Regions from separate parts of the Homo sapiens genome. Here all the other regions are linked to region 1. A link is a loop called in an ENCODE intact Hi-C map of the cell type or tissue named here. Cell type or tissue: dorsolateral prefrontal cortex. All regions are shown on one strand. Links, peaks and the distances in the headings refer to the core of each region. The heading gives the core; the rest is flanking DNA.

Evidence for each region. A loop is a pair of places that touch in the nucleus more often than their neighbours do. Peaks named below come from ENCODE experiments on the same cell type or tissue, not always from the same donor. Only the 100,000 strongest peaks of a DNase experiment are listed, where the experiment ranks them.
Region 2: it touches region 1 in a loop (3-fold over the local background); 15 of 110 quality-filtered maps call a loop at or near these places.
Region 3: a loop joins it to region 1, with 5 times the contacts of the local background. A loop is called at or near these places in 3 of 110 quality-filtered maps.

What each region holds. Positions count from the first base shown.
Region 1 is chr6:89,966,000-89,976,319 of GRCh38, forward strand. All of the region lies in intron 6 of BACH2 (BACH transcriptional regulator 2), which reads right to left. Among named protein-coding and RNA genes, the nearest start is that of GJA10, 77 kb to the left of the region's middle. In dorsolateral prefrontal cortex, for the core only: CTCF peaks have their summits at 4,849 (motif pointing right) and 5,050; DNase peaks (open chromatin) are centred at 4,252 and 4,772; H3K4me3 peaks cover 727 bases; H3K27ac peaks cover 602 bases.
Region 2 is chr6:90,069,297-90,079,616 of GRCh38, forward strand. The region is part of intron 5 of BACH2 (BACH transcriptional regulator 2); the gene reads right to left. Among named protein-coding and RNA genes, the nearest start is that of GJA10, 180 kb to the left of the region's middle. In dorsolateral prefrontal cortex, for the core only: CTCF peaks have their summits at 4,969 and 5,173; a DNase peak (open chromatin) is centred at 5,129; H3K4me3 peaks cover 1,342 bases; H3K27ac peaks cover 2,235 bases.
Region 3 is chr6:90,569,223-90,579,542 of GRCh38, forward strand. MAP3K7 (mitogen-activated protein kinase kinase kinase 7) reads right to left here. Exons shown (of 17, transcript NM_145331.3): 2 at 2,475-2,585. Among named protein-coding and RNA genes, the nearest start is that of MAP3K7, 13 kb to the right of the region's middle. In dorsolateral prefrontal cortex, for the core only: a CTCF peak has its summit at 5,511 (motif pointing left); no DNase peak of the experiment used is centred there; H3K27ac peaks cover 266 bases.

The DNA of each region.
Region 1 (10,320 bases), core at 1,525-9,524:
TTTGAGAGAAAAGTACTAAAAATTCTGAAGATGTATGTATCAGCTTCTCAAGCAGAGCCCTTTCCTTGGCAATAGAAATGGTGTTACTGTGGCTTACAGAAGGAATAAAGCTACAGAGTATGCCTTATCAGCATGGTTGATACAGCAGCAATGATAGTATTTCTACAGTCTTTAGTCTCTTTCATCTAAGTCCTTTACCAACCATCATGTAACAAGCTGAGATATGCTGACTGGGCTACTCAAAGCTGTACAGTAAGCTGGGATAAAAATCATACATGGAAACCAGACTTTTTGCCAAAGGGACGATACACTTCTGATTTCTCCTCCCTTCTTGTGCTTCTGCAATGGGCTCTGCCAATGGAGAACAGTTAATGCTGATGCAATGCAGGCACCATCTGTGCTCTGTGAGGATTTAAACAGCAGCCATTAACACAAAACCCCATATGTGAATTGGACAATGGCTGCCCTGAAGCTACAGGACTCTCAGATAGAACATACCACTCTGTAGCTTTTAGGGATGCAGAAATTGTTATGATCCAACACCCACGCCCCTGAATAAGAGCATGAAGTCAGGTTTGTCAGTCACCCACTTCCCCTCCCTGCTTCTTAACTGAGTTTGAATCTTTTCTATATGTTATTCCTGTCTGTCAAGGGAGGAAATGAAACGGGAGCCGATACCATCTATCAGCACAGCCATGGGTGCCATTTTTACCTGAAGCCATTGGGTTCTTGTCCTGAAGCTTCCCCCAGGACACCAGGGTTCCAGGCATATAAATGACATTGACAGTGACTGGGTGCAAGCCTTTGCTGGGAAGAGCAGTGTGTCCAGGACTTCAGGTTGCTGGGGCATGAAGGCAGGGTCCTATTTATTTTTAATTTTTGTAGAGTTAGGGGTCTCACTCTGTTGCTCAGGCTGGTCATGAACTTCTGGGCTCAAGCAATCCTCCTTCCTTGGCTTTCCAAAGTGCTAGGATTATAGGCCGGTAGGGTCCTATTTTTGACAATGGTGTCATCTCTGGCAGCAGCAGAGATGCTGAGGCAGGGGAGAAAGAAATTTCTAACAATGACTGGTTGGTTGTGTCCAGTTTCTGTGGGGCTGAAACACGCTTTTCACACCAACACAGGGGATGGTAAGAAAAGGAAGTAAGTCACAGGTGCTTCAGAATGGTACCTTGGAGGCTGTTCTGGGCCATCTATTTTGAACATGGCTTGGGACTGTTATGAAAGACCTCATTATTTATAGCTCGTAACTGGGAAAACACCTTTTCTCCTAGAAATAAAGATATCCAAACTTCCTGAAAATGAACCTTTGGTTTTTGACAAATACCAAGTCTCAAGAACACCAGGTGTTCTTTTTCTGGGTGAATCAAACTATTTCTGAGTTTACCTTTAAGGATGTGAGTTAAAACACCTACAGCATCCCGGGTGTTCCAGTATTTGGATGGAATTTTAGTCACCGAGGTTGCAAATCAGAAACCTAAGAAACCTTAAGGAAAAATAAGCCCTCCAGTTTCCTTGCACTATTATAGCAAGAAATGTCTGGTTCATGGCAGGGAGGATTCATAGAGCTCATCCACAGTAGTTTAATGGCACCTTCCCAGAGAAGCGTAGCTTTGAAAACCTCAACTAAGCTAGCAGGTGTCTGGATGGCATCGTCATTTCTTTCTTTAACAAGCGTGGGAGGCCAGGGCTTAAGAATCTCTAGGTAGAGGCACCATTGTGGTAAAAATACAGAGACTCAAAGCAAAAGGGAAAACTAATACTGCTTTTATATCCCACTTCTGTGCTCATGAACTCTCCTCTCTGTTGATGCCATCTCTCCTCTCTCCTGCCCCTCCATGATCTCTCTGGATAGTCAATCAAAGGGAGGCTGGAGAGTCTCTGAGTTAATGCTTCTGACATGGACTATGTTTCAAGCAGCAACTCCCTGGTTTAGAAAGCAAACCTGATTCTCTCCTGCCTGGCCTTCCAAATTTCCCCCAAATCTACTCCCTTTTCAGTCTCATCTCCAGTTATCCTCTTGATCCTGACTCCTAGCCTTTTCTTTGACTTACTAGCATTTGCCCAAGCCATGACCACTGCCTAGATGCACTGCTGACTCTACTTCACCAATTCCAACTGTAAAATTCCAACATATGAAAACTGTGGAGGACAGGGAAGATGGTATCCACCAATGTGGAATGAAAGGGCCAGGGGAAACCCTGGCAAAGGAGGTGGCAATTAAACTGGACCCTCCCTTCTATGACCTGGACAATCAGCACTTGCTTACAGACCATCAGTTTGGGCATTTAATCACAGGAGGGCTGTTTTGCGTTGTTATCTGAATATTCCACTGGACCTGTCTTGATTAGAAATTCCTCAAAGTCAAGGACCAAGTCTTACACTTCTTACATGTCCTCTGCATAAATTCTAATAAAATCTGTTAAAAATCTGCATTGTGATGAAAGTGTATTTTTTTAAGAAGGCAATAACATTACATGTTTAGAAAGAATTAACAAAAGTCCACGTTTTCATGCTAGTTGGATGACAGTATTTAAGAAAAGTTAAATTGATAAAACATCATTAGATCACAGAAAGGCTAAAGCCATAAGTATTTTGTGTACATATGAGGCATTTTGCATAAATGTTACTAAATAATCAATGCAAAAAATTTACTTGAGCATTCACTGTGCTGGATGCTGAAGTGAACTTGAAAGAAGCAAAAAATGTAGTTTTAAAAATCTGTCTTGGGCTGGGCACAGTGGTTCACGCCTATAATCCCAGCACTTTGGGAGGCTGAGGCTGGCCGATCCCTTGAGGTCAGGAATTCCAGACCAGCCTGACCAACATGGTGAAATCCCATCTCTACTAGAAATACAAACATTAGCTGGGTGTGGTGGCGTATGCCTGTAGTCCCAGCTACTTGGGGGGCTGAGGCAGGAAGACTGCTTGAATCTGGGAGGCGGAGGTTGCAGTAAGCTGAGATTGTGCCACTGCACTCCAGCCTGGGTGACAGAATGAGACTCTGTCTCGAAAAATAATAAAAAAAGAATGTGTCTTAAAAATGTAGTCTTTTTTTTTTTTTTTTTTTTTAGGCTGAGTTTCACTCTTGTTGCCCAGGCTGGAGTGCAATGGTGCGATCTTGGCTCACCGCAACCTCCGCCTCCTGGGTTCAAGCGATTCTCCTGCCTCAGCCTCCCGAGTAGCTGGGATTACAGGAATGTGTCACCACGCCCAGCTAATTTTTTTGTATTTTCAGTAGAGATGGGGTTTCTCCATGTTGGTCAGCTGATCTTGAACTCCTGACCTGAGGTGATCCGCCCATCTCGGCCTCCCAAAGTGCTGGGATTACAGGTGTGAGCCACCGTGCCCAGCAAAAATGTAGTCTTAAGAAGGTAAGAATTCCTGGAGGAACTCACAATGTATCACAATCAAATAGGAGAATAATTGATGCTGACCTATCCATTGTTGAGACTCCTGGTGCAGCAGAAGATGAGAGACAAGGGACGGATGTGGGCTGCCACCACTCTACCACTACGCTTGGATGGGAGCAGGTGGGGGACAGAGAGCGCAGCACCAACAGGAGTCAGCCTTTGTCCTTCAAATATTGTGACCCTGACCTTGGCAGCCTCATGCTTTCTAGGAAAGGCTCTGCCATATGCACCTGGGATTAACACCCTTCTCTACCTGAGAAACCAGTGCCCTCCACCCCACCTAAATGAAACTTCAAATGGGGCTCATAAAAGGGAATGACATGACAGGAAGAGAAACGATCTGTTGGGAAGAGGCTGACAGTGCTCGGAAAACCATGGAGCAAAACAGATGGAAGAGGACACATATACCAGTCCTGCTGGAACTGCAGGATGGTGAGAAAAGACTGCAAGCTGGCTTGGAAATGAAGGCTGGGTGAGTTGAGTGAGCAAAACTGGTTCATCCTTAACCTGCTAAGTTAGAGTAAGAGAATTTTAGATGGTGGGGGTTGGGGGATGACTGTCTTTTAGATCAGCTTGGAAAAAATAAAAATCCTCTTCTACACTAAAGTAGGAAAGACCACAGAGTTAGCAAAGAAGGCATTTCAGAAAGTCAAATGGGGAAAAAAGAAGAATGTTAGATAAATAGGTGAAATTATAAAGTGTCTAAAAGCAACTCCAACAGGAGAAAGAAGGTGGGCAGGGTCAGAGTTCGGAGGATGTGAAGGGCAACAGAGGCCCTGTGAAGTACAGGCCACCCTCGTGAGGAGTAAGGACAGTGCTGTCCTGCCACCTCAAGGTAGGGCCTGGCAGTGCCCTGTTCCCAGTTCTGTGCCCCGAAGTGAAGCGCCGCCGACAGGCTTTGATGATCTTTCCACCTCCTGACTCTTGGCGGGCAGAGCATACAGTCACAGACCAGATATTAGAACACTTTATCTAGCATATGGAAGGAACAGAATGTCAAAGGGGTTTATTACTGTACCTGACCAGATAATCAGGTAATTAGCACTATTAACAGAACAGATTGGACACATTTATACATGCATTTGTATATCTCCGGGGAGGCATAGCTTCAAAAAAACATAATATCAGGTGTTTTTTATTATAATGTTTGTGTGTATGTGTGTTTTTCTAAAGAACATTTTATTTCTCAGAAAGGATACCAGGCATGTTTCTTTTCTGCACCTGTACGGCCCTTTTTCACTTAGTCAAGCTGGACTGCAAACAATGAAGAAGGAAATTTGTTTCTGGCCCCCCCCAGATCTTACAACAAGCACTGCCGAGCTGGCTGGCTTCTTTGTTCATATGCCCAGGCCCCCACCTGGGTGGTGCGCAATTCTAGGAATATGCTCTGGCTGAAAGACAGAAAAGACCAGGAGAGGGAGCACAAGAACACAAGATATTTCTATATCTGGGTCGCAGGGAAAGTCACAGAAAGAGAGCAAGGCAAAGAGAAGCAAATGCCTCAAAAAATATATGCGGGATCTTAACGGTGTATTTTTTAGGTGCAATAAAAAGGGAATTTGGAACTTATGGTTTGTTCATCACATAGAATACATTTTTAGCAAATTATATTTAATGCAGAATAAAGGCTATTTTATTTATTAGTTTGTCCTGAATGATATCATTACTTTATGAACTGCCAAATCTGTCAGCAATTATTAACACTCCACAGCTAGCTGCCTTCCCCTAGGTGTTTCAGTTCACCTTTGCCACACAGTAACATGGGAACAACTGCGTCAGACGACAAGCATGCAGCCCCAGGCACAGATCAGTGAGTTTCAGTGACACTACAGCACTTAGCTGGATTAAGTTTATAGGCTGAGAACAAGGTAATGACACCAGGCATTCTCCTCCACAGGAATTCACAATATGGGATGTCACTGGTGGGCACCTTTTCAATATAAGATACAAATCACCTTATCCCTTTAACGAATGCATACTGACCACTTTGCATGGTTCTATTGTGTCTTAGGTGCTGGGGGCATAAAACAATGAATATGAAGGAAACGGTACTTGGTCTGAGAGGTTCTAGGCTATTGGGACAGAGACAAGTCAACAGGTAATCACAACACAGCCATGATAAGAACTGTCAGTACGGTTCTTACTTACAGGGTGTGTAAGTCCATTTTCATGCTGCTGATAAAGACATACCTGAGACTGGGTAATTTATAAAGAAAAAGAGGTTTAATGGACTCACAGTTCCACATGGCTGGGGAGGCCTCAGTCATGGTGGAAGATGAAGGAAGAGCAAAGGGACATCTTACATGGCCGCTGGCAAAGACAGAATGAGAGCCAAGCGAACAGGGAAACTCCTTATAAAACCATCAGATCTCATGAGACTTATTCACTACCAGGAGAACAGTATGGGGGAAACCGCCCCCGTGATTCAGTTTATCTCCCACCGGGTCCCTCCCACAACACATGGGAATTATGGGAGCTAAAATTCAAGATGAGATGTGGGTGGGGACACAGCCAAACCATGTCACAGGGGAAGTACAGCTGCTGGCGGAAGGGCATCTAACTGAGGAGGTGACAAATGAGCTGCAGCCTGAGGGAGGATTAGTTAGGTTTTGGGTGGGAGCTGGTGTTCCAGATGGAAGAAATGAAATGTGCAAAGACCTAAGAGAGAACATAGCATGCAGTGTGGTGTGGCAGGAGCAGCAGCTGGGGCAAGGGCACAGGTGAAACTGGAGAAGGGAGCAAGGGGACGGGCTGGGAAGGTCCTTCCGTGTCCGCCGCCGAGGCTGGCCCAGGGGCCTCACTGGAGTCTGTTGCGCAGGAGAGTATGAGGGAGACTCCTTTGGCTGCATTTGGGGAACAAGCCAGACGGGCGGCAAGCCAGTCACAGAAGTCCAGGCAAGCACCACTGTGGCCGGGATACAGGCAGTGGTGTTGGGAAGGGAAATATAGACAGATGAGAGAGGCCATTAGGAGGAAGAGTTGGCGAAGTCTGAGAGTATAGGCCAATTCAAGACTGAGAACGACTAAAAAAAGCATCATGTTGCTTCTAACTAACCAAAGCCACAACCTGGATACCCCATTGACGAAAACAAGGTATCTTTGGAAGCTATTTGGGACGCTTTACAGTGTGTAATAGGAATTATGTACAGGTTCCCAGGCAGACCCAAGGCAGTTTAGGTTTCAGAGTCATAAATTTTGGAGGAGGATAGGGCTCAGAATTCTGTAGCCTGGGGCTTTCTTTAAATGGACACCTTTGATGTCAGTCTGTTGTTTCAGTTTCTGCCTAATGTAGGATTTTTAAAAACAGCACACTTTCCCAGTAAGTCATTCTGATCTGGCAATGAGAAAGAGGTGAAAGTTCTCACAGGATGTAAAGGGTCTTTAAAAAAAACGACGGGCTGGGTGCAGTGGCTCAAGCCTGTAATCCCAGCACCTTGGCAGGGTGAGGTGGGCAGATCACGAGGTCAGGAGTTCGAGACCAGCCTGGCTAACATGGTGAAACCCGTCTCTACTAAAAATACAAAAAAATTAGCTGGGCATGGTGGCGGGCACCTGTAATCTCAGCTACTCGGGAGTCTGAGGCAGGAGAATCGCTTGAAACCGGAAGGCAGAGGTTGCAGTGAGCTGAGATTGTGCCACTGCACTCCAGCCTGGGCAACAAGAGCGAAATTCCATTTCAAAACAACAACAACAACAAAAACAAAGATGGCTGGGCGTGTTGGCTTGGGCCTGTAATCCCAACTACTCAGCAGGCTGAGGGAAGGGGATCGTTTGAGCCCAAGAGTTCAGGACCAGCCTGGGCAACACTGAGACCCCATCTCTAAAGAATGAAAATAAAAAAATAAGAAAATATAAAAAATAAAGGTGATTGGAAAATAGATGAGCTAGTATAATGTGAGATGATGCTGCATACAGCCATGGTCAGAAACGGGGAAAAGGCAGGGGAAAGTTGACTTTCCTCCCAGGACCTGTTTGTTGATTTCCATGATAATTGTGGAGCAACCTACCAAACCTACCAGTTCTATGACCAGGGTCTCCACTTGGACCTTTAGAAGCTTCTTCAACACTTGAGTGGACTTCAAACTTCAAAGTGGACTTTGTGATTCCGACCCTCCTGCCTCCCTCTTTTAAGGACCCTTGTAATCATTCAGGACACTCCCCCACCTCAAGACCCTTAACTTAATCTCACCCACAAAGTCCCTTTTGCTATGTCACATGACACACTCACAGGTTTTTGGGGATAAGGACATGGGTATCTTTGGGGGCCAGTATCCTGCCTGCTATACCGGGTTATAAAATCTGCCTAGCTGGTTGCCTAGAGGAGTCTTATTCTCTCGGTGTCTCAAAATAGAGGAGTTCCCTGGCAAAGGTAGGTTCTTATGTAAGTTAAAGTGATGCAGGCATTAATGTCTTCATGTGATCAACTGACGTAAATTGAGGAGAGCCATTAATGGATAAAGTGAAAGAAAAATGATGAAAATTTATTTCAGATTTCAGATTTCAGATATTCTCTCTGTTATCACTTTACATTGCAATTTTTTTTCAGCATCCTATTATTTCTTGTGTAAAGGCAAATTTCTAGTGCTGGGTTCATGGTGACTTCTGTGTGGTACAGAGAAACTTGAACTAGAGCTGGAGATACTCACTGAGTCTCCAAACCTACCGCTGACTGGTTTGTGACCCTGGACCTGTTTCCCACCTGTTAAAAACACAGACATTTGCATCTTTAGTGAGTCTTACTCTTGTCATTGAAGCAAGGAGTTGAGAACTTGGGCTCTGGAGTCAGGCTGCCTGGCCTTAAGTCCTGGCTCCTCTGCTTAGGAGCTAACCTTTTGGCAAGTTAATTAACCTCTCCTGCTCCAGTTTCCTCACCTGCCATATGGAGATAATAATGGTAGCAATCCCATAGCGTCAATGAGTTAAACACGTAAAGTGCACAGGGCAGTGCCTGGCATACCCTGGATGCTCAGTAAAGGTTATTTAAAAAAATCATCATCATCATCACTGTGTTAGACACAAGGGATATGCAAAAGATAAAACAGAGTCCTTTTCTTAGTGCTGGGTCAGATAATTTTTTAAGACTAAGGTTTTACGATTCCCCATATATCACGGGAGAAAAAACGCCCTGATGTCCTCACACGTTCCATGCATCATGCTGTGTTAGCAAGATCTTTTAACATTTCTCCTTGCTGCCAATTAAAGGGCACCAAGTCAAAGTTGATACGTAAAAATTACTGTCCCATTAGCACCTTCTGGCCTCGCTAATAAATCCTAACTTAATTAGGCATATGTATCTTTTTCGTGGGACAAGGGATAGCCAAAACTAGAGGTATATGGGCTCCAGCTTGTTTACAACCGTCCCTTAAAAGAGCTCAATGCATAATTGCATACCCATAAATACAAATGCTATAATTTTCTTGGATCAAAGATCATTTTCAAAAAGTAGACACGTATGTATCTTCATGGTAGCTTTTAAAGCAAGTTCTACAAGGTCTAACAAGTCAGTTTTGAGAGCAGGCCTTCCAATAGCTGTCCTCCACTTGAAATCTGAAGTGCGGAAAGTGGAGTGGATGCATGTTTTACTGAAAGAGTCAGCAACAGAAAATAGAGTACACTCACAGCTGTAGCGAGCCAGGATGAATTTATACAGTGAATTTTAAATCAGACTCAAAATTGGCTTGCACTATCCATTGAAAAAAATCCCATTGATTTTGGGCTTCATGATGATGTTTTCTGGGAGAGGCAGACCTTAGATTGAGAGCCAAGCAAAGCTTCAGATGCAGATTTTTTCTTTTATTTTCCAAGGAATTTGAAGAGGCAGAAATTGCTAATGGAATACAGGGATAAAAATGAATATTGTATTTCTACTTGCTAGCAACTATCTTGGTATGGAACTCGACTGATACTGTTCTGTCCTAGTGGCTGAAGCCTTTCACTTTATTAACTTTTTTAGATAGACTTTAACAATTTCATTTTTTTCTTTGTCTTTTTCCATTTTCTCTCTTCTATTCAAACACTTCTGCAAAATACAGTGTTTCCATTAAAGTCCCTCAGCTTTCTTTTGTTTCTCAGACTCTCACATCTTTGCAATTTTGCTCAAGTTACCTTCATATTCACTTGGCACACAGTAGGTACTCAATAAAGTTGGTTTCTTCCTTCTTCCTCTGCCTGGCCGCTGTCTGGTAATGTACTTCTTCCTTTATTTTTTGGTTTACAAACTACTTGTTAAATAATTGGCTCCAAGAGCCTCCTTCAGAGTTTACATCATTTCTTGGGAAGCTCAGCCCAAACAGAGATAACTCTCCTAAGATATCCTGGAAATAAGGTTGCAGAGAAAAACAAAGTCCCACTTATCAAAATGAAGTGCTTTTGTTCTCGTTTTGGATCTGGTGGCAGAAACGAAATACCATCTTTCAGAGGTCCCAATAAAATATTTGACAAGATATGTGAAATGTTTTTCTTCACTTGGACTGCTTTCTTCATAATACAGTCTATGTGTTTCAGGAGAAAAACAAGGTCAATTCAATTGATCAAACACTGTGTCAGCGACAGACACACATACATATAAATGCTCACATTCTCTCACAGTTATAACAACATGGAATCTAATTTAGAACCACAAGAGCTAGGAAATTAAGAGTTAATACTTAAACCCCATCCTGAATCCATCTTGTCATGCCTGAGTATCACTTCTCCTATAGCAAGCAAGATCGCCCGCTGTTCTGAGGCCACTAGACAGAGAATAAAATCAGCTATAACATTACTGTGTCACAAGGAGGGAATTAGGGATGAGTCTGGAGAACTGGCTTGGGTGCTCTTTGTACGCAAGAGCGTGAAGCCGGATGGGAGAGAAAGAAAGGAAGACAAAAATAAAGCGTAAAAATGCAGGCACATTAGCCGCAGGCAA
Region 2 (10,320 bases), core at 775-8,774, 100 kb after region 1:
TGACTCAGTAAAACAGTTGAAATTTATCCTCCCCTTCCCGTTGCTTTTTCTGTTTCAGCAACCCCCTTTCAATGAGAGAGGATGTGAACAAGAGAATCAAATTGGCATTCTGAAGCTCTTTATTTAAAGGCACGTATTTAGCAATTTGCTATGTCTGAGTTAATATATGGGTTAAGTTCCCTGTGAATGACACTCTCCTAACTTTAGCAACGTCATAAAGACAATCAGTTGCTGTGTGTCTGGCAAGTTAATGACTACAAGCCCAAGGGATGCAAGAATGGGAAAATGTTAACGTAGAAAAAAAGACTTTAAGCAAATTCAGAGGAAAATGGAAAAGGACTCACCACTCCCTCCCCAAAATGCTACACATAACATCTTGTTTTGAACAAGGAAGTTATGGAGAATATTATTCTAAACTTTGTATTCATTAGAACAATCCTTTACAGAATGCAGACAAGAAGGCGATTAGGGAAATTAGTAGGAGATAAAGAAGAAAAGAGTTTTAGGAAAAGATGGAAGCAGAGGAGGAAGGAAGAAGAAAAAGCAGAGAAGAAGACTCCATGCTAAGGTGACAGGGAAGCAGGAGAGGAATGTGAGCATGAGGTCAGGTCTGGGGGCAGGTAAAAGAGAACCTTCGGAGAACTTGACTGGCAGAGGTGGGTGAGAAAGGACACTCCTCTCCTGTCTTCCTCAGCTCCAGAGGGTGGAATGAGGCTGACAACACGATCATTGTGGCAGTTACTCTGCTGGGGGCTTTTATATATAACATTTTATTTAATCATCCAGTTCAAAGCCACCTGCAAGGAAGGAAATTATGTCCATTGTACTGGTGACAAAACTGAGTTTAGAGGTTGTTGGTCAAGGAGCAGGGGTTCTGGACAAGCACCCACCTACGGACAGCACACTGCCATCCACAAAGGACTCCTTCATCTTCCTTAAACCTCAGGCAATTCTGTGAAGTGAACAATATCATTTCCATTTTGCATGGCAAGAAATGCAGGCTTTGAGGGAGCCACTCGCACAGCTAGCAAGAGACCAGGAAGCACATGGACTGGGACTTGATCCAGTGCTCCTTCTGTTTCACTAAACAGCCTCCTTGAGGAAGTAGCTGGTTCCCTTCTTTTCACCCCATCCTCAGCTTTATCCTGTAGCCTGTGGCCAGATGAGTGCTGAGTACCAGGCCAAGCAGACACAGCATGGCGGTTGGGGTTGATGTCCCACGGTCCTCCTGACTGTAATTCTGCATGGAGTGAGGACTCTGATTCTTTAAAATCTTAGGGCTATCTGGTTCGTGCTCCCACACAGTGCAGCAGTCTTGTCTACAGCAGCCCCCAAACATAGCCTAAAAAGACAATGACTCTCATTCCAGTAGCAGAGGTTCACTGTTACTAAATGAAGCCACAGGTTCCACTGTGGGCTAGCTGTATCTGGAAGAAAATTCTTGTTTTGAGCCCAAATCTCTTTCTCTATAATTTCTTTTAGTTCTGCTTTTGCTAGAATAACAAATGTCTTTCAGATATCTAAATGCAGCTTTTGTGTCTCCCCTTGTTTTTCTCTTCTCCAGGCTAACCTTTCTCTGTTCCTTCAACCACTGGTTACAAGACAGTCTCTGACACCCTCTCCATTCCTCATGCTGTGTTCATAAAGCACTCAAGTTTGTTTGTTTTCCTTTTCTTTCCTTTGTTTTTTGTTTGTTTTTTTGGGGGGAAGTCAGAGTCTTGCTCTGTCACCCATGCTGCAGTGCAATGACATGATCATAGCTCACTGCAGCCTCCAACTCCTGGTCTCAAGCAATCCCACCGTCTTGGCTGCCCAAAGCATTGGAATTACAGGCAAGAGCCACCACGTCCAGTTTATGTTCCTTTTCAAATGTACTGGTATAATACTCCTAATGTGATCTAAGTACTGCAGAGTCTAATGAAATCATGACTCTTCCTTCTGTGGGCATGAGACCTCTTTTGTCACAGTTAGGATAATGTTAACTTTTTCAGCAGCCACTTTGTGGAGGAGAAAGCTAAGTCACCAAGCTCTTGCAGTACAGCATAATAAGTTCTGCGAAGGAGGCAGCCAGTGGGCTATGGCATCACAGAGGAGGGACAGCAAATTTTGCCAGAAAGGAACAAAGAAGCCTTCTTGGAGATGACACTTGAAGAACAACTCAAAGTGAGAGTAAACCAGGTGGAGAGAGTGGAAGGTCTTTCCAGGCAGATGGAAAAGATTTTACAAAGATGAGCTGGTGTGAGAGAACATGGCAGTACAGCCTTTTCTTCCCCATTGCTTCTCTTTTCAATTCCTTTCTTCAGCCTTTCTCTGACTTAGCTTCACTTTCGGATGTTCTTTTCAGTTAAGGCTTGGGAAGACCCTTGCATAACACAGGGGTTGGGGCGCCGATCCCCGACGCAGTCGAAAATCTACATATCACTTCTGACTCTTCCAAAACTTAATAGCCGGCTGTTGGCTGAAAGCCTCACTGATAACATAAATAGTCCATTAACACATATTTTGTATGTTATATGTATTATATACCTGCAATAAAGTGAGCTGGAAAAAACAAAATGTTATTAAGAAAATCATAAGAGAAAATACATTTCCTAAGTGAGAGTGGATCATCATAAAGGGCTTCATCCTCACGGTATTCACATTGAGCAGACTGAGGAGGAGGAAGAAGAGGGATTGGTCTTGCTGTCTCAGGGGTGGCAGAGGCAGAAGGGGTGGAGGAGGTGGAAGGGAGGCAGAAGAGGCAGGTACACTCAGTGTAACTTCTATCGAGAAAAAAATCCACGTATATGTGGACCCACGCACTTCAAACCTGTGTTGTTTAAGGGTTAATTGTACTATGTTCTCCTGTTTTAAGAAGTATCTGTTGCATGGAGTTGAAAGTTCTTCAACTTGTTTACTGTATTAAGTGAGCATCAAATAGCCAAAGCACTGGCAATGTTACTATAATAAGTAGTTTTGGAGGTTGTGCCTCTACTTGAGTGAACTGTTTGATTAGGTTAGAAAAGCAAATGGTACCCTAAGTATCAAAAGGCAGCCAAAGGTCACTCAGGGCCACAGGCTGGACCACAGTGCTCCAGGGTCTTTGCCCCATTATGAGCTGATCTGTTTTTCCCTTCAATGCCTCCAGCCAGCAGTGTTGAAATGAGATATTTTAGGATTTCCAAACTATTTCTAAGGCTGTTAGTCACAAACTCTTATCAAGGCAGTTTTCTCAGGTTGGTTAGCAGACAGGCTCAGAGCCTCACCTTTGCAGGTCAAAGCTCGAGAAACCCTCCACATGATAATTCACGCATCTGTTATTTTTTTACCTGTCCCTTCTCTGCCTTTAGCTTCTCAGTCATCCAACCCCGCCTCTGTGAAAAGTGCACAATGACTCAAGGCTTTTCTTAGGCCTCTGACAGGTGAACAAAGAAAAACACCTTTCACAAATCCATTCTATCAAGGGATAGAAGAAGAGAGAACAGAGCCTTCAGTAAAGAACCCTAAACATCCCACCAGAAAGTCCCAAACAACCCTGAAAAGTGAGAATAAAACTACCAAAAGCTGACAGAGGGTAACAAGCATTATTTCCAACCCACACTTGTCCTTCTAAAAAAAACCAACCCGCTACTGAAAAAACCCCTGAAATGTATGAAATCTAACATCGTTAACATATTTCCTGTCCTCACATAGCTTATAAAAATGTTTCTGAGCTTTTCCCTGGCTCATTTACAACGATGAGAAGGAGCAAAAAGGAAATGCAACAGATGGTACTGAGGGAGGAGGTACTACCATCCTCGCTCACAGTCATCCATCTTCGCAGTAAGTTATCCCCGCTTGGGCGAGGTTTCAAACGTTTTTCAGATGTACCAATGGCGTATTCTTGCTCGAGAACAATGAAGATGAGGCTCCTTTAAAAAGCTTCAGGTTAGAAGGCATGTTTACTACTGTCTATTTTTGTTGTTTCTAAAAGAGATCACCTCAGCTTTCCCTCTGAACCTCCCCAAACTGACTCTGCGAGAATCTAATCTGGTACTGATTTAGAGCTGACAGGTGGTACATGCATAATTAAAGATGACCTAACACAGAATGCTCTCATTCCTGGCATATTATCAGACACTTAAGGAAAGCAATTATCAGTAGGCAATCTTTTCTGTCAACAGAGATCGAGATGAAACATTTCTTCAATTAAGAGAATTCTGCAAGGATGCTGTACATATCCATCTGCAAATACTTGAAAACCTTTAGAGGTTAATACTAAGTCAGCTCAATGAAACACCTTTGGCCAGTTAACACATGCTCTCCTCTCCTCCCACTTTTCCTGGGAGGTCACATTTCAAACATCAAAATCGGAACAATTTTAAGGTGCTGCCAGACACCCTGACATGAGCGGACAAGGAAATCTCTGCATTTTTCTGCCTTGCTGAGGTCTGAAAATATAACAAGTTTTCCTTAAAGGTTCAAAGCAAAAAAGGATAGGGTTCACATTAAAGCAAATTCAATTAAAATTTCCCTTCAGAGCAGGATTATTCCCTCTCCATGCTCCACCCATGTCAGAAGTATTTAGAGAATTATTATCAAGCCTTAAAACTTCGTCTTGAATCTAAGTGATTTAAAGGATTTTTTTCTTTCATTTTGAAGAAATCAATATTACTCAAAGAAAAAAGGGACTTGACAAAAACGGAGGAATTTCCCATTTCAGGTGAAGGAGGGAAGAGGTGCCGCATTTCCTGATAGAATACTGTGCTTTTTATAAATTATAGTGCATGCACTTTGTATAAATGAATGCATTTAAGCTTTCCTTAGAACAGAAATTGCTTTAATGTTATAGTGAGACAAGTGATTTTCTTTTCTTTTTTAAAAGGGTAGTTTATAAGTTAATGGTTTTTTGAAGCCCATGTAAAAACTGCCTTCCACAAGACAGAGAACTTCACAATGTTTGTGGTGCATATTTTGCCACATTTCACAAGAGGTCTTATTGTTTAAATTCTTATAGCCTTATGTCATATGTGAACAAATGACTTTATTGTTCATTTGAACATGTCTTTATAGGATCTCTGGTGGTAGAGCTAGTGTTGTTGTTTGCATTTTTCCCCTCAACAAGCCAGAACAAAAGTCTCTTTTACTGAAGCGCTGGGAACTCAGGGACGATGGCAGTGTGGCAGCAGTTGTCAGTTGGAAACACCATAATGATAATGTAAGTGAAGTGCTCACATTAAGGGGTTGACTTCTGACAAGTCAAGGTCTACAGAAAAGTTTCCGCTACAGCAGACATTATGGTAATGCAAAAACAGAAGTACTTAATAGAATAATTAAGAATCATCCAGTACACTATTACTGCAGTAGGGCTCAATTCCTTTCGAGATATGCTTTCCTTGGAAGAGACTCCATTCAGAATATTAGGGGAAAAATATCAGTAGCCTTTGGGGAGAACATAATCAGATGGGAGGTGGAAGCGATGGCGGGATCATTAATGGGAGATTCAGTAGGACTCAAAGCTCAAGTTCATTATATTCCTTAGAACTAAGAATAGCTTCTGAATGAGTACTCACAATTCTCCACAGACCTATTTCTCCTAAGGAGCTCCCCCTTTCTCCCTTTCCAATTTTAATCTAAGAAAAAGAATAGAATACAGACAGACATGGGTAGGTAAGCAGGAACAAAGGAACCTCTACAGAATGGAAGAGAATCTAAGCTAGTTCCGTTTTAGATGTTGTTAAATCCCTTTGACCAGGATTCAATTTAGAACAACTCAAAAGATACAGTTTGACAGCATGCTGCATCAAGAGGACAGGAGAAAGAAAGAAGTCACAGGTGTAATGTTGTGGCAAACAACAAAATGTTATTTCCCAGTGCATGTCATGGACGAAAAGAACATATAAGATATAAGGCACATACTACCATTAAAGTAAACAGAATACAAAAAGGAAAGATTTTAGTGAGTTTATGTAGGGAGAGACCCTCATTTCTCACACAACTCAGAGTCCCTGACTTTTGTAGGACTTCAGTGAATAAAGCAAAGTCTGTAAGCACAGCCTTTCTATGCTGAGGATGATATATGGCACAAAAACATTTTACATGATGCCTTTTACACTTAGATATTATTTTAGAATCATAAACTAAAAGCGTTTTTAAGGTGGAGGTACCCGGCATAAAATAGATGTATCTTCTTTTTAACCAAGGCTTCTCCTGTCCACACTCAAACCTGGCTTTCCAAGTGTGTTGGCTTTACTATTTTATGATTGGATGAATAAAATAAGACTGTTAACTATGGCTACAAAATAAATTACGATACCCTGACCCCAACAGAGTATTATTTTGGAAAGAAAAAAAGTCAAATCCAAGATATTATTATCGTAACTGCAATCTACTTGTGACCCTGTTTCAGAAAACCTGCCATTTGGAAGCCTTATGGAGACATTTTTCAGAATCTTATGTATTCTCTCTGTTAACTGATCAGAGATACTTCTCAGGTTTCTTTCACCAAGGACAAAATATGACATATACTTAAGAAAGGATGGATATTGTTTCAGGATCTCTATCCATTCAGGAGAAGACACTTGCTTTTTAGTTAAAAAATGACTGTGACTAATTCCAGAGCACCTGGTATTGGCTTTTTCAAGAATGAGCATTTGAAGTCAAACTGGAAAATGGTGACTGGCACATCTGCAATGATCTAGATGATGGTAAGAGACGATCCAGAGATGGTAAGAGACAGATAAACCCAAAAAGGCTGGCCTCACTTTGCTGCAGAGGGATAAAAGAAAATAGAAGAAGCGAAAAAAATGATTTTTCTCTACAAGTCCCACTCTAGGAATCACCTTTGTTAACTTTGAGTTCTTTCACAAAATGAAATGTTATGTGACAATACAATCTGTTTCCCTTAGGGATGGAAGGTGATGAGGGGAGACCAGTGATAGGTGAGATTTAAAGACACGTAAAGGAAGGGTGGAAAAGAAATGCATTATGTTACCGAGCGAATGAGGATTAAATCTTCATAATGCATGTCAGATTCTCACAAAAAGAAAATAAAACAAGGGCAAGCTTTTACTGAACACCTAATATCACCCAGCTGTGAATAAAAGAAAAAGAATCTCACTCTGACCAATTCATACAAATTGACTAATACTTATTCCCTTATGGTCCATGGTAACCCATACTCCAAGCACACATGATGTTCTTTCACATGTACACATTTGTAACTTTCTGTAAACTAATTAGCGAAGGAGAATACAAAATAGGCAGGTATAATGGAAACTAGTGAATTCCATCCCTGAAGCTAGTTGTACTGTAATATCTTCTGCATGGTGCCAACAGCCCCCTTTCCCTTTGCTTGTTCCGACACAATGCCTTCAGGTCTGTCTAAGTAATGTAATTTACTAGAGTGGAATTCCCTCGGTACCCTGTGCAGTACTTGGTGACAGTATCATTTATACTCCACCGTGTCGTGGCCTGACACTGATCCATCCGCCTTCATCCCTCATTCAGAGGAGAGCATGCAATTTCACCTTCCTCCGTGCCCTTCTCTGGTGTGCACGTACACATTCACTCCACTCAGCCCTAATTACAAACCTGGGTTAAAATACTCTCATTAGATTTATATTTCACACTCCAAATGTCAATCTTGTTGAAAATTCCCGTTTTCCGGAGGATTCATCCATTAGCAATAAACTTTAAAGCATTCTGTGACTGAGTGCATTAAACCAGCAATGCGGACATGCACTTAAAATACATCATTAGAGAAAATCTCCATTGCAAATACTTTACACTATTCAACCAAAGGAATAATGAGCCCCGCCTGGCCAGTACCCTCAAACTGCACATGAAGGATAAGTTAAAACTGGCAGTTTTGCAGGAAGGAGCACACAGTGTATCCACAGGATGCATTTCAGAATCTGTCATTCCTTATGAAAGCGTGGGAGGGAATCACAGCCAGAGTCTAATTTATCACCTTCTCTCACCTATTATTTTTACAGAAACTTCGGTCTATGGCAAAGGGCAAGAGGGACGGCGAAGATAATGGGGAATATATGAGTGTGTACAGGGAACAGAAGCTGTATCTGCAATGCCAGGAACTTTGAAAGTCACCTAGAATGATTTGCTCGGCCTGAAAAGCATTCTTCCATTTCGTTAACAGAGAAAAGTGGAGAAAGCAGCATTGTCTGGAGACACTGGAGAAGCGGGTATCATTTTAATACAAGACAGATTTCCCTGGCAGAGTTGACCTGAGAAATGTCTTTATTCCAGACTGATGGTTCCTAACACAAAAACCAAAAATCTGATGAGAATACTAATATATAAATTATAAGTCACAAGTTGTATCTGGGACAGGGATGGTAGGACAGACTAAGAAAAGGAAAATTTGAAGAGGATTGAAAAACAACCCAGCAAAATACAACAATTAAGAAAACTAAGCCACCACTGTTTTATATCTGTCCTGTATTTTAATTCCTTAGCTTATAGGTTTAATTCATCACTTCTTGTCAGGTCTCAGGTGAGGCAAAGTTAAGATACAGTCATAACTTCTCTTTAACTTTGATAAATGAAGAAACAGCATTCTAGGAAAGTCCTGGAGGAGGTTAAAGGGAGACTGATTTGAAGTCTCAGCATCTAATCCTGAAGGCTAACAAAAAAGTTATGTCCACAATTATGACTTTGTACTGTGAAATACACAATACACTTTATAATGCAAAACTTTGGTGGGTGGAAAAGGACTCTAGAAGGACAGGTATACATTGTATTAAACAGAAAATAACTTGCAAAGCATAAAAAATAAAAATAAAAGCAACAGCAATTGTTTTCTACCTGTCAGCATCTGGTCAATCTGTCAGATTGTTCAGTAACCAGAATTATAACAGATGCAATATTTTCTGTGGGGAATTACACCACCATGGAAGCTATTGCTCCTGAAGTTTTGCCCATTTCCACCTGAAATATTTTTTTAGCCTTACTTGATTACAACATTAGCACTCTCTTTCATAACGTACACCAGCAGGTACTACAATTAACATGCACAGATGTTAGAACTGAACATCCATGTTTAAATAAAAAACAGGGAGAAGGTAAAAATTACTGAATATGCTCAACACAGCACTAATCTTAAAAGGAAAGAGAGGCTTACATTGTGCTAACTTAACAGCAAAATAAAAAAAACAACAATCCCCCAGTTGGCATTAGTAACCTAAGAAGAAGCAAACCACTCTATAAATGCCTGTATTCTTCTGAAACACTGAACCAGAGGCTGATCTTTTGTCCATTTAATTCCAAAATTTGTACTCCAAGAATAGAGGAGAACTCCCAAATGCTCTCAAATTCTCCAACACATTTTATGATGCAACTGCACAAATGACGATAACACCAACATCATTTTGTGGAGTGCTGGCTTTGTGCTTTATGTACGTCATCTCACTGAATCCCCACAACCACCCTCTCATTCAGGCAGGCAGTACTACTTCTGTTCCCATTTTCAAATAAAGACACCCAGGCCTAGGAGAGGTTAACAGATCAAGGTCAACAAGTAGCTAAGCTAAGATTTGATCCGGAGTCTTTTTTTCCTCCTAAAGCTCTCAACTCATTGTAACCACTGTGCCACACTGTCTGCCACAGTTGGGGATGCCAAAGAAAAATGTGATTTGCAGTCTTCATTTTTCAGAATCTTCTGGAACTGCCCTCTTGACTCATCCATTTTACAAAGCTCATCAGACTGAAAGGCTCAGAACACTTGCAGACATTCTCATTCTTTGGAAATGCCACAACCACTCAGTCAGTGGAATGGGACAGCACCATCAATGGGATTGCGAAGGCACAAATTTCCCTGTGAATGCTGGCGCCGCCTCTCTTTGGTGTTTCTTCTAGCCACAAACGGACACGTTATCACTTACTGTGGTTGCATTCGACTCAGCAGCCAGATGCAGGGGAGTTTTTACTTGGTTAACTGTCCCTCCAACATCTGTGTCTACAGAAGATACTACAGGGCAGGCGTGTGCTCATCCTTGTCCCTTCTCCCTCCTCCAACCAAACACACAAAAAGTTTTCCAATCTCTAGGGCAACACCATTAAGATATCCTTTCCTTGCTGTGCTATGAGTTTACAAGAAATAACTTTCTAACAATAAGCCAAGAAGATGGATGTTGTAAAACTGCATTTCAAATAAGGCAATTCCTTTTTAAAAAAGATTCAAGGGTTTCACGCTTCTTTCTTCCTTCCATCAACACAATTTGTTTATGTATGAGTTGGATCTTTCTTCCTTCGGAAGAGAAAAGTGCTGATAAACTATCATGTGTAGACACACAACGCAAAAACTTGGTTGCCTTTTGCTATTTAAACAGAGACAAATTATTT
Region 3 (10,320 bases), core at 985-8,984, 600 kb after region 1:
AGTCTATCTGACTTAAAATGTGCACTCCCTCTGTATACTTGCCTCCATTCCATTTCTCATTTCTTGAATTAATTCTCTCCTCTCCATTCCCACTGCCATTGCCTTAGTAATCCCAACCTGAACTGCTGCAGTGATCATTATAGCCTACTAGCTGGTTTCCCTCTTTCAGTTTTAATCATCCCTGATCCAATGATCCATACAGAGGTCAATGAGGGGTTTGGCTATACTCACTTCTCTTATTCTAGATCTCAAACTTCTTTCTTTCTTTCTTTCTTTTGAGACAGGTTTTGCTCTGTTACCCATGCTGCAGTGCAGTGGTACAATCTTGGGTCACTGCAACCTCTGCCTCCTGGACTCATGCAATCCTACCTCAGCCTCTGGAGTAGCTGGGACTACAGGTGCACAGCCACCATGCCTGGTTAATTTTTGTATTTTTTGTAGAGATGGGGTTTTGCCATGTTGTCCAGACTGATCTCAAACTCCTGGGCTCAAGCAACCCATCTGCCATTCCCAAAGTTCTGGGATTACAGATGTGAACCATCATGTCTGTCTTCAAACTTCTTTCTATTAATGCATCCCGCTCCACAGCAAACTGCTTCTTGCTCATTCTTTTCTCCCTTCTCCTCTCTTTTCTGCCCTTTTTCCACTCTTCTTCCTCTTCTCTATTACATACATTATGCTGCTGGCTCATATTCAGTACACTAATGTCTCTAAACCTTCATACTGTATGCTAATAAAAAGCTCTATCTATCTAGAGCCAACATGTGTGGATTTTTCGTCCAATAGAATTAGTATCACTATTTATTATATTTATTTACTATATGAAAATATATTTACTATATTTCATCTTGCTAAGGTTCAGCACTGAGATTCAGATAGCAGATTATACAAGCATTTTTTCCTCCTCTCTCCCTAATTCCCACTAAGATGGTAAAGATTTGAAAAATTTTAAGGCATAACCTCAGAAGGATGAAGAGAATGCAAAGTGCACAAACAGCATACATTTTTGGAAGCTGGAAAGCAAATGACTAGCAATAACTGATAGAGCAGACCTAGAAGAGCTGCATCATAAACTGGCAATGAGAAAAATGGAGAAACAACCAGATTTATCTCACAAAGCTTCCAAAAGGTTGGGGAGTGGCAGCAGAATGAGGTACCTATGCAAATGAGCTAATCAAAGGATAGGGCAGGGGACAGTGTAAAAGACTCAAAGATTCCTTCCTTGACTTCAAACAGCTCAATGACTATCTCTTATCATCCCAGCAGAAGACTAGAGGTTGATTCTTTAGAGAAGGGGTAATAAACAGCATCTGGACTGGGGACACCAAACATGAAGGAATGAGCTCAAAGTAGTTGTCTTTGGGAAGCAGAAAATTAGATTGGAGGAGGTACAGGAGACTGAAGTCTTTTTTACTAAGAATTTTTGGAGAACCATTTGATTTTTTACATTACATGCACATCTCATCTGGATTTAAAAAATTTTCTTCACGCTATTACGATCTTTTTGACTTGTGATTCCTAATGTTTAACACATATGCTATTTCACCCAGCTTTGTGAAACTGCTAATGTAACAGGAAATGATCAATAGCTTTATCTAAACTGTAATAAAAATATTGCATAAAACAAAGCTGAGGCTAGACTCCTAGAACATATTACTAGAAATCATCTTTCTTCATGCTGACATCAAATCACTTATCAGCATTTCTCAACTCATTCAGCCACTTACAAATCACTTTCTCATATCACAATTAAGTCCTCATTTTTCCATGTTATACATTAAAAATATGAAGTATATTTTGAAATTATGATTAAATGAAAAAACAGAGATATAAATTCAGAAGGCTTATAAGGTACAGGCCACTTATCCATTGGCCAATGAGGTTTAATAGTGATAAAAACATTGATTTAACTAAATAATGTGATCCAAAATACAAAATAACAAAGTTAGTAAAGGATAAATTTGATAATATGCTAATTTCATGATTATTGGATTTTCTTTCATCATTCAATCTAATCTATTTCTAAAAGAATAGGTGCAAATTTTCATGCTAAATGAGAAAAATCAAATTTGAAATAATTTTTCTTTAAAATAATCTGAGTTTCTAAAAACATTCCATTTAAAGTAAGTGTATAAAATTTCTTAATTTTAGATAATGGGAAAGCATACCATTTCTTTTCTATTTTAAAATTAAAATATTACGCCTTGAAATAGATCTGAATTCCATGGATGAAACTGTTTTAATTCAGGGGTGAATTCATTTATGTAGTTAAGTCGCTTTTCCCCTAATTTTTAATCAGAATTAAGAGTATGAACGAGAAAATGTTCCTATGGCAGTACCTTTGATTAAACCGAATTGCTGATGTTCATGTATACAAAGAAATGACATCTGAGAAACCAATCTTTTTCATAATATTAAATTCACAGAGTATCTTAAGTGCAGAACTACACAAAAGAAATGAAATCTCAACTTACCTCTACAATAAACGCTTTCCTCTCAGATTCACTTTCTATTTGTTTAATAGCAACATCTTTTGCTCTCCACTTAGCTTTGCAAACAACTCCAAAGGCTCCTCTTCCAACAACCTGAGTTAAACAAACAAACAAAAAACAAACAAAAAACACCACAAGAATCGGAATCAAATAGATCAGCCCAATATAAAAAACTAAAGTCAATCTTTAAGACTTTAAATTAAAAAAAAAAAAAACATGGAAATCAACAGTATCTGGATTTGCCACTGAACAAGTATGAATTTTTGTTAAAGTGAGAAGATAATTAAATGCATGCTTGTCTCTATCTTTGAAAGTTTATGATCTGTACACCCTTTCATTCTCAAGTAAAACCAAAAAAGACACATGGAGGAACAAAGTAAAGTGATTTGTTAAATGGAGAAAAAAAAACTAAAACAGACAAGATGAATGAGAAGACAGAAGATGATATGGAAAAACAAAAAGCAGGAACATATAATAAATATTTTCAGCTATCATATTTAAGAAATTAAAAATAGCCTTTGAATAATTCAACAGGGATAGGGAATGGAGGAGAAACGATATAAATATAGATGTTAAAAGACCGGCTATGAAGGACAGACAAAATATAGTATTATTTATTCCATGGAATTTTATTCCGCAAGAAAAACTATTGATATATGTTACTTACGATATGAACTCCAAAAACATTATGCTAAGTCAAAGAAGTCAGACACCAGAGACCACATATTGTATGATTCCATTTATACAAAATGTTCAGAAAAGGCAAATCTATAGATAGATACCTGGGTCCGAGGGTGAAAATTAGAATTAACAGTAAATGAGTAGCTGGTATCCTGACAAAGTGATGAAATTATTAAAAAAAAAAAACCAAAAACCTAATTTATGGTGGTGGCTGACAACCTGGTAAATTTGCAAAACCCACCAAATTGTACACTTCAAATGGGTGAATTTTATGATGTGTAAAATAGATCTCATTACAGTTATTTTTCAAAAGTCATAAAAATAAAGATCAGACATGTATCATACTATTGTTGAAGCCAACTGATGAATACTGCATGGGTTCATTGCTCTCTCATGGAGTCCTATTTTTACAAATATTTGACATTTTTCATAATATAAAAAAAGAAAACAAAAATAGCTTTTGATACTTGTTAGAATAAAATCATTAGATTTTATCATTGTGAAAGGACCTTAGTTAAGCACCACCTACTCCAATCTCTCAGCTTCCAATGAACCTAAGCACTTTGTATCAAGGCCTTTTTCTTTAGCAAAAAATCTGCATCTCTTAACCATATTTATATGTACTTTCTATGCAGCAGGCACTTAACTAATGCTTTATATACATTACCTCATTTACACAGGCCTAGAGGAAGGTACTAATGCTGTCCTCATTTTACAGTTGAAGTGCCTAGCTTTAAAGAAGTAAAACTTGCCCAAGGCTATATAGCTAGCAAGTGTTAAAGTGCAGTCTGATGCCAGGTAGTCTAACACGGGAATGTTACCAGTCCTAATTTGTAACATATATAAAGCCCCATGTCGGGAAGTAGAAGTTAGTATCTTCCCTTGGAGGAACTTTTACTTTAGACTTACATGAACAAATTCCTGGCACAAAACTCTTCTATAACAAAGTTGACTATAACTAGGTTGATCAAATGAGTTATTATCTAACTGAGGGCACTTTGGAGATCAAAAAAAGGGCATTAATAATAATAATATTAGGACACTAGTTGTAAACTGCGATGTGTATGACCACTCTAGCCATAGCTTAAATTCCACTTCATGTATCAATAAGGCAGAATGAACATTTACCATGTTGTTCAATGTCTAAAGCTACTCAAATGGTTAACATTTATTGAATGTTTACTATGTGCCAGGTACTATTCTATGTGCTTCTCATACATTAACACATTTAATCCTCTTCCATTTAAAAGGGAGGCAAATGGAGTCACATGGTTGTAACTTGCCCAAGATTGGATGGTCAGAAAATATTCAGAGAAGCCAGAATTTGAAGCCTAGAGCACCTAATGATGAACATACTCTATATTCAGCTTCTGTTCATCAGTGGCTTAAAGGAAATGGGGCTGCCTCTAGGCAAAATTTCAAAGTAGGCCAACTTCTCTGGTAGCTAGTCTTTGTTTTGTTGACTTCCCATTTCACTCGTCCTAGCCCTGGGCACTCAGTGTTCTGTGGTTTAGGTTCTTGTTCTCCTTCACAATTCTCATCAGACATTTGTACTTGCCATTCAGTTACTTTATTGTGAATAGAGGGTACTGGCTACCTGGTACCATTAGAATAAATGAAAGAGCACACCCAGGCTCTGAAATCCAACAGACTTGAGTTTGAATGTAGGGCTCTGTCTACCTATTATCTCTTAATGGTGGACAAGTTTGAGTTTCTGTTTTCTCAGCAGTAAAATAGAAGTGCTGACATTTTCCTTCATGAATATCTACAGGATTCGTAAGTTAAAACCAGGTATTTCCTCAAATACTACAAAGAACAGTAAGTGCTTGGAATTGGGTATGAATCAGTGTAAAGGGCTGTAGTACTCATTTCTTTTCTTTCTTTTTTCTTTTGGGTAGAGATGGGATCCCACTATGTTGCCCAGGTTGGTCCTGAATCCCTGAACTCAAGTAATCGCCCTGCCTCAGCCTCCCAAAGTGCTGGGATTACAGGTGTGAGCCACTGCACCTGACCTGTAGTACTCACTTCTCTTGCAATTAACTAAGATGAATAGCAAGCAGGTCCTAAAAAAATTTCAACTTTGTGGCAACATTAGTTTAAGAACACAGGCATGGAGACCAGACTTTACCTATTGATATTACTATTAAATACGAAATGATTATGAAGTAATTTATTCTTCAACCATGTATTTATAAATACATCACAGCAACTGGTACTTACTAGGAATCCCCTTCTTTCATTTCTTCCATTTTGAGGAACGTCCATGCAGGGATTCCAAACATTATCTATATTTGTGAATCACATGTTTGTCATAAAAATTCATTTGACTATTTGTAATTCACAAGTGCCACCTAGTGATGAGAGTAGAGCTGATTCTGAGCTTTCAACTTAAAGCCATGGGAACAAAATGTGGTCAAATGAGGACATGAAAAACTTTCTCCTTTTTGCTCAAGAAAGCAATTTTCTAGAACACCCTGAAATACAAAACAGGCACATTCCTGTAAGATGAGCCCATGGGCTTAAGAAGCCTCCATTCTTATTAGGGCCACGAGATATTTCACATGCACAGTGAAATGACAGGATCTAAAGTTATAATAAAGAAAGGTGAAGATGTCCAAGGTTGTACTGACCTGAAATACAGGATAGAAATAATAACTGCTGTGAATTCAAAGGAGTGAGATTATAAGCACAGTCAATACTTAAAGAATTAAGTTTGTGTGTATCAAAAATGACTTCCCATTTTTAAAAATAGCATAAAGGTAGATACACTGGGGATGAGAAGAAAAAATATATATAAAGAATGGACCCCTGCCTTCATGGAATGAAAGTGCGGTAGAGAAGAAATTTAAGACTAAATAATAGTACTTAAAAACTTTTAAACACTTACCAGCTGAAGAGAGCCAAAGGTAAGGGCTAATGATGAAGGCTAATAAACTCCTCCCTCCCCCTTTTCAGGATAGGGTTAGGGTAGGGATTCAACAGCAAAAAAGACTCATACCCTTCTCTTCTCACTTAGATCCCTAAGAGCAGGCATCCTCACAGCATGTGCTCTGCAAACACCAGAAGCTTCAAAGGAGTAAGGATTGTGGCAAGGAAGACAGACCAAGGGAGGCCCTAACCCGGGTTCCCTCAGCCCCAGTAGAACACGTAAGGGATAAAGAAAAGCTCTTGTGAAGCAAAAAGCAAGCTAACTGAGAAGTAAGGAGTCTTCTGATTGCAGGAAGGAGGCTGCGGTAGGGCAGAGTGTTGGGACCTACATTAGAGGTCTGTGGGATGGTAGCTAGCTCAAATACTTAATGAAGAACACAGCTGGGTTTCAGAGGATTAATGAAAGCCAAGGGGAAGGCCTGGTCAGCAAGCAGGGAGAACTGGGTTAGGTCTTCTGCCTTCAAAGGATGCAAGTGAGGCTTGATGTTGAAAGAATAATGAACTTCGTTTGTTTACTCCTTAAACCAATATTTCTTTAGTGTGTACTACATCCAGCTACTGTTTGGGACATCAGAAATACAGAAAGAAATAAGACAAAGGCTCTGATCTACACAAATGTACTTTCTAGCGTATGTGAAGGGAGGGGAGGAGAAAAGAAAATCGATATACAAACAAAAGATGAGTAAGAAAAAAATCAGACTTTAAAAAAATGCCACATAGAACAACGACAACAACAAAAAATAGGATGCTATGACCAAGAGACTAGTGGCAGCTCCAGGCTGGGCAGTTTGAAAAGGCCATATAAAGAGGTTACGAATCTGACATTTGGATGACACAAGGCACCAATCCCAGCACTTTGGGAGGCTGAGGCAGGCGGATCACGAGGTCAGGAGATTGAGACCATCCTGGCTAACACGGTGAAACCCCATCTCTACTAAAAATACAAAAAATTAACGGGGCGTGGTGGCAGGCACCTGTAATCCCAGCTACTGGGGAGGCTGAGGCAGGAGAATGGCGTGAACCTGAGAGGCCGAGGTTGCAGTGAGCCGAGATCGCGCCACTGAACTCCAGCCTGGGCAACAGAGCTAGACTCTGTCACACACACACACACACACACACACACACACACACACACACACACACACACAGAAGAAACAACTAATATAAAGCTTTGCCCTAAGGGAAAAGAAAAACCTCACTACCTTATTTACTCCAATATGTGAGCCCAATCTAAGGGCTATGCGCTATTTTAGGCACTGATGATACAAGAGTGAACAAACCAAATCAAAATCCTTGTTCTCATTGTTTATATTCTTGTGGAAAAAGACAAATAAAAAGGAAGGGAGTTGTGTGCTAAGAAGAAAAGGAGTATAATTGTGTGTGTATACACACATGTATGCACTCTGCCTCACTCCAATTTTAGACAAGGTAATCACTCAAGGCCTCACTGAGAAAGGTGACATTTTAGTGATGATTTAGAGAAATACTTGGGAGTGTTTGGTGTGGCTGGTGTATAGTGGAGGAAGGGAAGAGTGATTGTAAGGTAAGGCTGGAGGGACAGGCAGAGGTTGGATCCTGAACGGCTCTACCTACCATAAAAAGGAGTTTGAATTTCAGTCTAAGTGCAATGTGAAGGAACTGAAAAAATTCAAGGAAGTAAGGATGGTATGTGACATTAAACAAAATCATTATAGCTCTTAAAGAAAGGATTGTAGGGAAGCTAGGATATGTAAATAGAGACCCATTAGGAAGCCATTACAGCAGTCCAAACAAGCAACAATAGCTACGAGGGCAAGGTCAATGGTAGTGCAGAAACTGGGCAGATCTGGGAAATGTTTTAGAAGTAGAGTCAATAGGGTTTGCTGATGCTCTGCATCCAGGCAGGACAGGTGTAGAGGAAAAGAGCTGAATCAAGGAAAACACCTAGACTGGACAACAGTTTACTGAGGGATAAGAATGATGCAGATTTTTTTTTAATAACTCAGAGTTTGGTTTTAGTCATATGAAGTTTAAGATGCCTACTGGATATCCAAGAGGAGATATCAAGTAAGAAGGTAGAAACGTGAGTGAGAGGATCTATGGAGAAGTCAGACAAAGAGATACAAACTTGGGAGTCATTAGCATGTAGTCAGTTTTTCTAGTCAATCAGTTGGAAGAGGTAACCAAAAATAATATGGAGATAGTGGAGTAGAGGAACTGAGCTTTGAAGCAGTTCAACATTTAGATCACAAGAGAGGAGAAGGAATGGGCAAGGAACAGGAAGGAACAGTCAATATGGTAGCAGGCAAACTAGGAGAGAGTCAGAGAAGCCAAAAGAAAAAGACGTTCCAGAAGGAAAGCAGATATAAGGACAGTGAAAGCATATGCCAGTGGCTCTAAAAGTGTGGTCTCCGGTTCAGCAGTATCAACATCACCTGGATATTTATTAGAAATATAAATTCTCAGGGTGCAACCCAGAATTATAGAGTCTGACGGTAAGGCCAAGCAATCCATGTTTTACCAAGCCCTCCAGGTAGTTTCAATGTTTGAAAATCACTGCATTCAAGGCTAATCCATTAACAACAGATAATAAGGCAAGATATTTCAGTGGAAGCCATCACACAGACCAGAGAGCTCTCCCTTGCTGTTTATATTATTTGTGGAAGCTTTCCACAGCACCCATATGTCATCTTGGGCAGGAGAAAGGGAAAAGGAAAATCCTTATGGGGGAAGACTGAATTTTGAAATAACCGAATTAATCTTGAAATTTCTGAGTACAAAGATACATAAAAGAGGTAAGTATTACATGGAAATTATCCTTGTTGTGGCAAGATTAAATGCTTTTCTCTACTGAGTTGAAAAGAGGAATGACTCATAATTAAACAGTAGTTTATAGAAAAATAGTTACATTTCTTAACTTTTAAAAACAAGTAAGAAATACCGGCAGGAGGACAGGAGTTTGTTTTGTTTTGTTTTGTTTGTTTTTTTGAGACAGGGTCTCACTCTGTTGCCCATGCTGGAGTGCAGTGGCGCGATCTCAGCTCACTGCAGCCTCTGCCTCTCTGGCTGAAGTGATTCTCCTGCCTCAGCCACCCCAAAGTAGCTGGGATTACAGGCTTGTGCCACCACACCCAGCTAATTTTTGTATTTTTAGTAGAGTCGGGGTTTTGCCATCTTGTCCAGGCTGGTCTTGAACTCCTGAGCTCAGGCGATCTGCCTGGGTTGGCCTTCCAAAGTGCTGGGATTACAGGCGTGAACCACTGCACCTGGCCAGAGACAGGAGTTTTGTGCTTTAAACAAAAAAGAGTATAAGCATATATCCATAAGAGTAGAAGATAGAATAATCAGATGATATATACAATGGATAAAGTTGTTTCCTGGTATATTTTGCTCTCCTTCCCCCCATTCTGATATTAGCTCTCTAAGGGAGAAGTCTGAATGGGAATTAGAGGTGGCAGAAGGTGCTACGTAGCATAAAAAAAGCTTCCCAGGGCATTCCAATATACTTCTCATTCCTTTCTTCAAGAAATAACATTTTAAAGAAATGCAATTTTATTATCTGTATAACGATAATGCAACCTTATATTTAACAATATATTACAACTTGTAAAGCTCTTTCTTACAAATATGATGGAGTTTGAGTGTCACCATAAACCCATGAATATATAGGATTTTTTATTCCTACCTTAGAGAGAAGAAAACCAAGGCTCCAAGAACTGAAGTTACCTATTCAAGGATCATGTAATTAGTAAATCAGAGTCAGCTTTCAGGTATGTTTCATGGTGCCAACAAAACAGAGGCCTGCCAGGATTTGGTCCAGTGCCTGGTACAGAGAAAAATGCTACTCAAAGGCAGCAAGTATGATAACTAACAACAATTAACTTTTCAAAAGATTATATTCGAATCAGATTTTAGCTGTTTAGAAGGGGGTTTTAAAAAGCCCTAATCTCCTTTAAGAAAAGAGTGAAGTTGGGTTAATAGAAGGCTTGTGTATAAAGGGCTTATGGCAGTCTCCAAAGATGGCTGTCAACAATCCCTTCTCTGCCTGTCTCTGCTTAAGAGTTCTATTTTAGCCTCCTTCACTGATTCTTCCTTCCTCTGTCCAAACCTTAGATGTTGCTACTTTCCAGGGTTCTGTCCTTGGCCCTTTTGTTTCTGAATCTGTTCTCTAATCTCATGGATTCATACTCTCAAATCTCTCCCATCCAGGTTTTTTGCCCAAGCTCAAGATATATTTAAA